2 separate regions of the Homo sapiens genome follow, and region 1 is linked to region 2. Evidence: read pairs that join two places in POLR2A ChIA-PET (ENCODE). Cell type or tissue: GM12878. All regions are shown on one strand. Region 1 has its middle 300 kb from the start of LINC01753. Region 2 overlaps PLPP3 (phospholipid phosphatase 3).

Region 1 (2,500 bases), 930 kb after region 2:
AGGAGACTGCCTGCCTTAGAGTCAACTTCTAACCCATCTTCCCCACACTGTACTTCAATTCTTCCTATTGGAGAAGTAATCAAATCCGACTTTCATGGGTCCACATTTCTGCATGAGGTGGAGTTCACAGCCTTGACCTGTGGTCCTTACCACTGGAACTAGATAATTGAGGGGCAACAATTCTTCTTGCAGCAGAATGCATAAGCATTTCCCCATTCCACAGATTCATACTCTCTCTTCAATATGTCATCCAAAGTCCTGGATTTGGGAAAATTAATAGGAAGCCTACTGGGGCTCAGGTCCAAGTCCTGCCATCTAATGCAATGCTACCATCACTGAAGCCAGAACACTTACCTCCATCTGTCTCTTGTGACTATTTCTCAGTTGATTCAGAACCTGTAGGGAGGGTGGAAATGATTATCTTTCTTAAACCCCTATCAACAGGCATTGCTTTCCATTATGATTCCAGAGCTGCTTTTCTTCTTTTATTCCTCATAGTCTCACAATAATGAGACCAAAAAAAAAAAAAAAAAAAAAAAAAAAAAACTAGAGAGAAGAGAATGAATAAGGATTTTTTTCTATTTGTAGTCTAGAACATTAACAATATTGCATAAGGGAAAGAAGATGGTCCCTCTATTCTATCCAAACCACCTCATGTGGCTTGGAAATTTTGTGATATTTCCTGGAAATACATTTTGTCTTGAAAAGAACTCACCGTGAGTAGTGCCAACCTATGTTTCCATGTGTTTTATACATTTTACATTTACTTCAATTATGGAAACAGCCCTTTGCAAGCCAGGAAGTGTGTATAAAAATGTGTGTGTAGAACAATAATTTTTCTTAAGGTTTATTTCATTTAAACATAAAATAAAACACACCATGGATTGGATGGAATGACTTAATTAAAGACAACCTCTCTCTTCCTGCAGCTCTTTTCATAGCTGTGGGACTAAAATTTCCAAAGTATTATTTTTGACTGTTTTCCTAAATCATCAACATATTGAAAACAGCTGTCAGCTAGGTGCAAGTCGCTAGAGGGAAAATGCCAAAGGTATCTTTCTCCCCAAAATGAATTTAACCATTGACCAACAGGTCATCTTTGTGCCTTTGTGATTTGGGAAAGATGGAGTTTAGTTGAAATCCCATTGTTCATAAATGGACATTATTCCTGCCCCTGTCGGATTTCTGAAATTTGCATTTTCAGCCCAGGTGCATTTAACCAGCTCTGTAAGACTCTCCCACCAAGAACACCAGTAAAATAGGGCTCAGAAGCAGTCATTTACTACGTGTATGCCCTAAATTGTCTTGCCTAATCCTTAGGTCAACCATGCAAAGTAGATATTTTTATCTACATTTTACAAATAAGGAACTAAAACTCAGAGATGAAAAAGCATACAGGGCCTTTCTTTCGGAGGTCATGGAGCCGAGTGAGTGGCTGAAAAGGGACTGTAATCCAGGTCTGGCTGGAGAGCTGGTGCTAGGAACAGCAACACATTGCAGACCAGGAAGTCACAGGGAGCATGCGCAGATGCTGTGGCACCAGCAAGCCGGTAGCTACAATACAGACATTTAATAAATGCTGAGCAAATGCTCAGAGCATAGAGTCTTGTGTTTTGTTTTAAAGTGAAACCATCTGAAGCGGCCCCGTTTCCTCCTGTAAAGCAAGTTTTAGGGGAGAAAAAAGACCTGAGAAGCTGTAAGGCATTGATATGGTTGTTGGTTTTCCATGTTATCATCTCCCAATTAAGAGGAAAGGAAACCTGCTGGCTTGGAGCTGTGGCTCTGCCCCCAGAGAGCTCTCGCTGGAGGGTTTAAGAGAAAGGGAGATGATGAGATCAGAAACCCTATCTGCCTCTCCTCCTGTGGCACAGTGGAGTTGCTGTTGAAAAGCTCCGGAAAGTCCTGTGTGCTAGAAGATTCAGAGGGACATAAACTGCCCCATCCTGCCCCCAACCTCAGCTGCCTTCTCAGACATTCTCCAGAAGTGGAATAATTGGACCAAAGAGAATATGTCTCAGGAAGCTCTGCTTCCAGATCCCTGTCCAGACTTGTTTAAAGACAGCTGCTCTGATCATTAAAATGAAATAGGACATGTAACCAGATTATAGGGAAATTATTGCTATTAACAGTAATAATTACTCTCTGTTCAAGTAGCTTCCTGAAATTAAAAAAAAAAAATCAAAGCAGAAGCTTTCAATTACTTTACTTAACAACCTATACGAACCCTTTGAGTATGTGTATGTTTGTGAAGCATCAGAGACAGAGAAAATTAGGGTTGGGGAGAGAGGAAGAATGAAGGACTATTTTGTACTTTACAGTAAATAGACTGTGAATTGTGTGAATACTTATTTTCATTAAAACAAAAACATTTAGAGAGTACCTGTAGTATGCCAGGCTCTGTCAAAGGTGCTGTGGATATGGATCCAAGTAAGACTGAGTACCCTGTTCTGGAGAAGCTCCAGTCTCCAGCAGGAGACACAAATTCAGAGGCAACCATTCT
Region 2 (2,500 bases):
TCAACATGGTGAAACCCCGTCTCTACTAAAAATACAAAAATTAGCCGGGCATCGTGGTGTGTGCCTGTAATCCCAGCTACTCCGGAGGCTGAGGCAGGAGAATTGCTGGAACCCAGTTGGCAGAGGCTGCAGTGAGCCAAGATCACGCCACTGCACTCCAGGCTGGGTGATAGAGCGAGACTCTGTCTCAAAAAAAAAAAAAAAAAAAAAAAACCAGAAATGATTGGAAATGATCGAAACGCTGGTCATCTAGGGGACCCTCTGTATTTGCTGAGGAAGGAAGGTACTGAGCTAGGCTACCATATTTATTATACAGGCCAATCATGTGGTATAGAGACGATCCCTTTTATAGAAGAGGGAACTGTAGCTCAGAGATGTTAAGTAACTTGCACAAGGGCACCCAGCTAGAAAGCAGTCACCAACTTTTCCAGAGCTCTTGTCAGGTTACCTTGCTGCCCCACTTTTCAATTTGCAATTAATTGATTGCAATTAATGCAATCAAAGCAGTCTTTTTCATTTCTTTCCATTTTGTTTATTTTGGTCTTAAGGATATTATTGGGCAGTGGAGTAGACAGAGTAATATGTAAATAATTGCAAAACAGCTTAAAGCTTGATGAATAAGCTTCTCTGTAGACATAATAAAGAGAATACCATTGGAGCAATTCCTCATTGCCTAGATTCATGGAATCTTTAGAATTTGGAAGTACCTTGGAGATTTCATTATCAACGATACCAAGGTCATTTTTTAATGTCAGTTAGAAAAATAGGCCTTTTTGAGCTGGGGAAGGGAGAGAGGTGTGAGGGGAATAGCACGGGCTTTGGAGTCAGACTGGAGTCTGCTCACTATTATTGGCCATAGAAGCTTAAGCAAGTTTACTTGATCTCTGTGATGCCTCATAAATCCTCATTTACGAAATGAGATTCTGTGTGCACTGTGACGTGGTGGGGACATGCCTAGTACAGTGCCTGGTGCATAGAGACACTCAAGAGGTAGTTGCTGCAGTCATTATCATCACCACATCCTAGTCAATGCCCTTGGTTCACAAATGGGAACTAGAGGTCTTGGTTGGTTAGTAATTGTCCAGTGACAGTGAAAGAGGAGGACCTAGAACCAAGGTCTTGCCTTTCTACCATTCTGCTTTTCGGATGTGGACTTGTTGGTTTGAAATTTGATATTATTCATGAGGAGAGTTCCCTGGAGAGCTTTCTCTCTTGCGTGCGTCAGTAGAAAAAGGAACAAGACAAACAGGTTTAACTTTTAATCCATATCAGTGGATGTTAGCTGAGTGAAGCCAAAGATACATGGGACAAATGTGAAGGACTAGGCAGTGTTTTGAAATATTACTTTTCTTCAAACTGGTATTTTTTCAGGAAAGTACTTATTACCAAGATCACTGCTGAATGATTTGAGCTGGAACAGGTGCCACCTTTTTCAAATGATGTATCTCAGGGGAGAAAAAAGAGACTCCATGTTTTCAAAGTTTTTGCTTTTTATTATTTATTTATTTATTTTTGCTTTTTAAAAGCCTCTCAACAAACTCTCCTTATTCCCATGTGACTGAGGATGAAACAGTCTCAGATTAAACAGACTTCTCAAGGTCACGCATTGTCAGTGCCAACATTCAAAAGAAGGCTAGGTCAGGTTCTTGAACATCCTTGTGAAATTATTCTTCCCTTAAGTCTGGGTTAAATTATAAATTATGATCTGCATTTAAATTCCCAAATTTAAAACAAACCAAACAAAACAACGCACTTCAGACTCTTTTGGAAACCTTTGAAAGGAACTTGATTTCTGTGTGATTTGAAAGTATATATTGCAATCAAGGTATTGGTGGTAAGTGTGTTTTTGAGGTTTGTCACAAATTAACAAAATTATATGCCTAAAGAGTTTTGCAGAGAAATGCAAATCATTATAAGCGCCTTGTCATAATAAGTAGTGTGCTTTGGTTCCTGTTTATGTATCCCTAAAACACATAATACACTATTACATTGACACGAAGGAAACCATTCTCATTGATGGTTTCTTTATATCTGGCCCCCAAATTAGTTTGTGGTATCAATCAGTATAATTTCTAGAGAGCCTATTAAGCCTATGTTTGTACCTGTCTTTCAGGTATAAGCCTTGTCTTCTGCAGATGATTCTTGAGCACCTACTATATGCCAGGCCCCAGGGTTTCCATGGCCTTAAGGAATTCCCAGGCTGGTGAAAGTGGAACAGGCTTTTGCCTAATGACAAACACTATATAAGTGATGACTTTGGAGCCTTAAGGGAGGGCCTACTCTAGCAGCACAGTGAAGAGTGATGAAGCTTGCCTGAGGGTGTGGAGCTGGGTCTTGCAAGATAAATAATAGCTCACAAGCCAGGAAGGGGGAGAAGGTATTGCAGCAGAGTGAAGCACAGGTGCTGAGACTTGGAAGCAGGGACCTATTTGGGAAGAGTGAGTAGCTGGAGGCTGGAATGTCAATATTGTGTGTTTGCACTGTGCGGGGGAAGAAAGGA

The links. Peaks named below come from ENCODE experiments on the same cell type or tissue, not always from the same donor. Only the 100,000 strongest peaks of a DNase experiment are listed, where the experiment ranks them.
Region 1: POLR2A ChIA-PET joins it to region 2 with 8 read pairs; 2 of 35 experiments call an interaction of 5 or more read pairs at or near these places.

Annotation. Positions count from the first base shown.
Region 1 is chr1:55,640,398-55,642,897 of GRCh38, reverse strand. No RefSeq gene overlaps it. Among named protein-coding and RNA genes, the nearest start is that of LINC01753, 300 kb to the left of the region's middle. RefSeq lists enhancers at 1,550-1,619, 1,640-1,809. In GM12878, no CTCF peak of the experiment used is centred here; a DNase peak (open chromatin) is centred at 1,417; H3K4me3 peaks cover 267 bases.
Region 2 is chr1:56,569,757-56,572,256 of GRCh38, reverse strand. The region is part of intron 1 of PLPP3 (phospholipid phosphatase 3); the gene reads left to right. Among named protein-coding and RNA genes, the nearest start is that of PLPP3, 8.6 kb to the left of the region's middle. In GM12878, no CTCF peak of the experiment used is centred here; no DNase peak of the experiment used is centred here.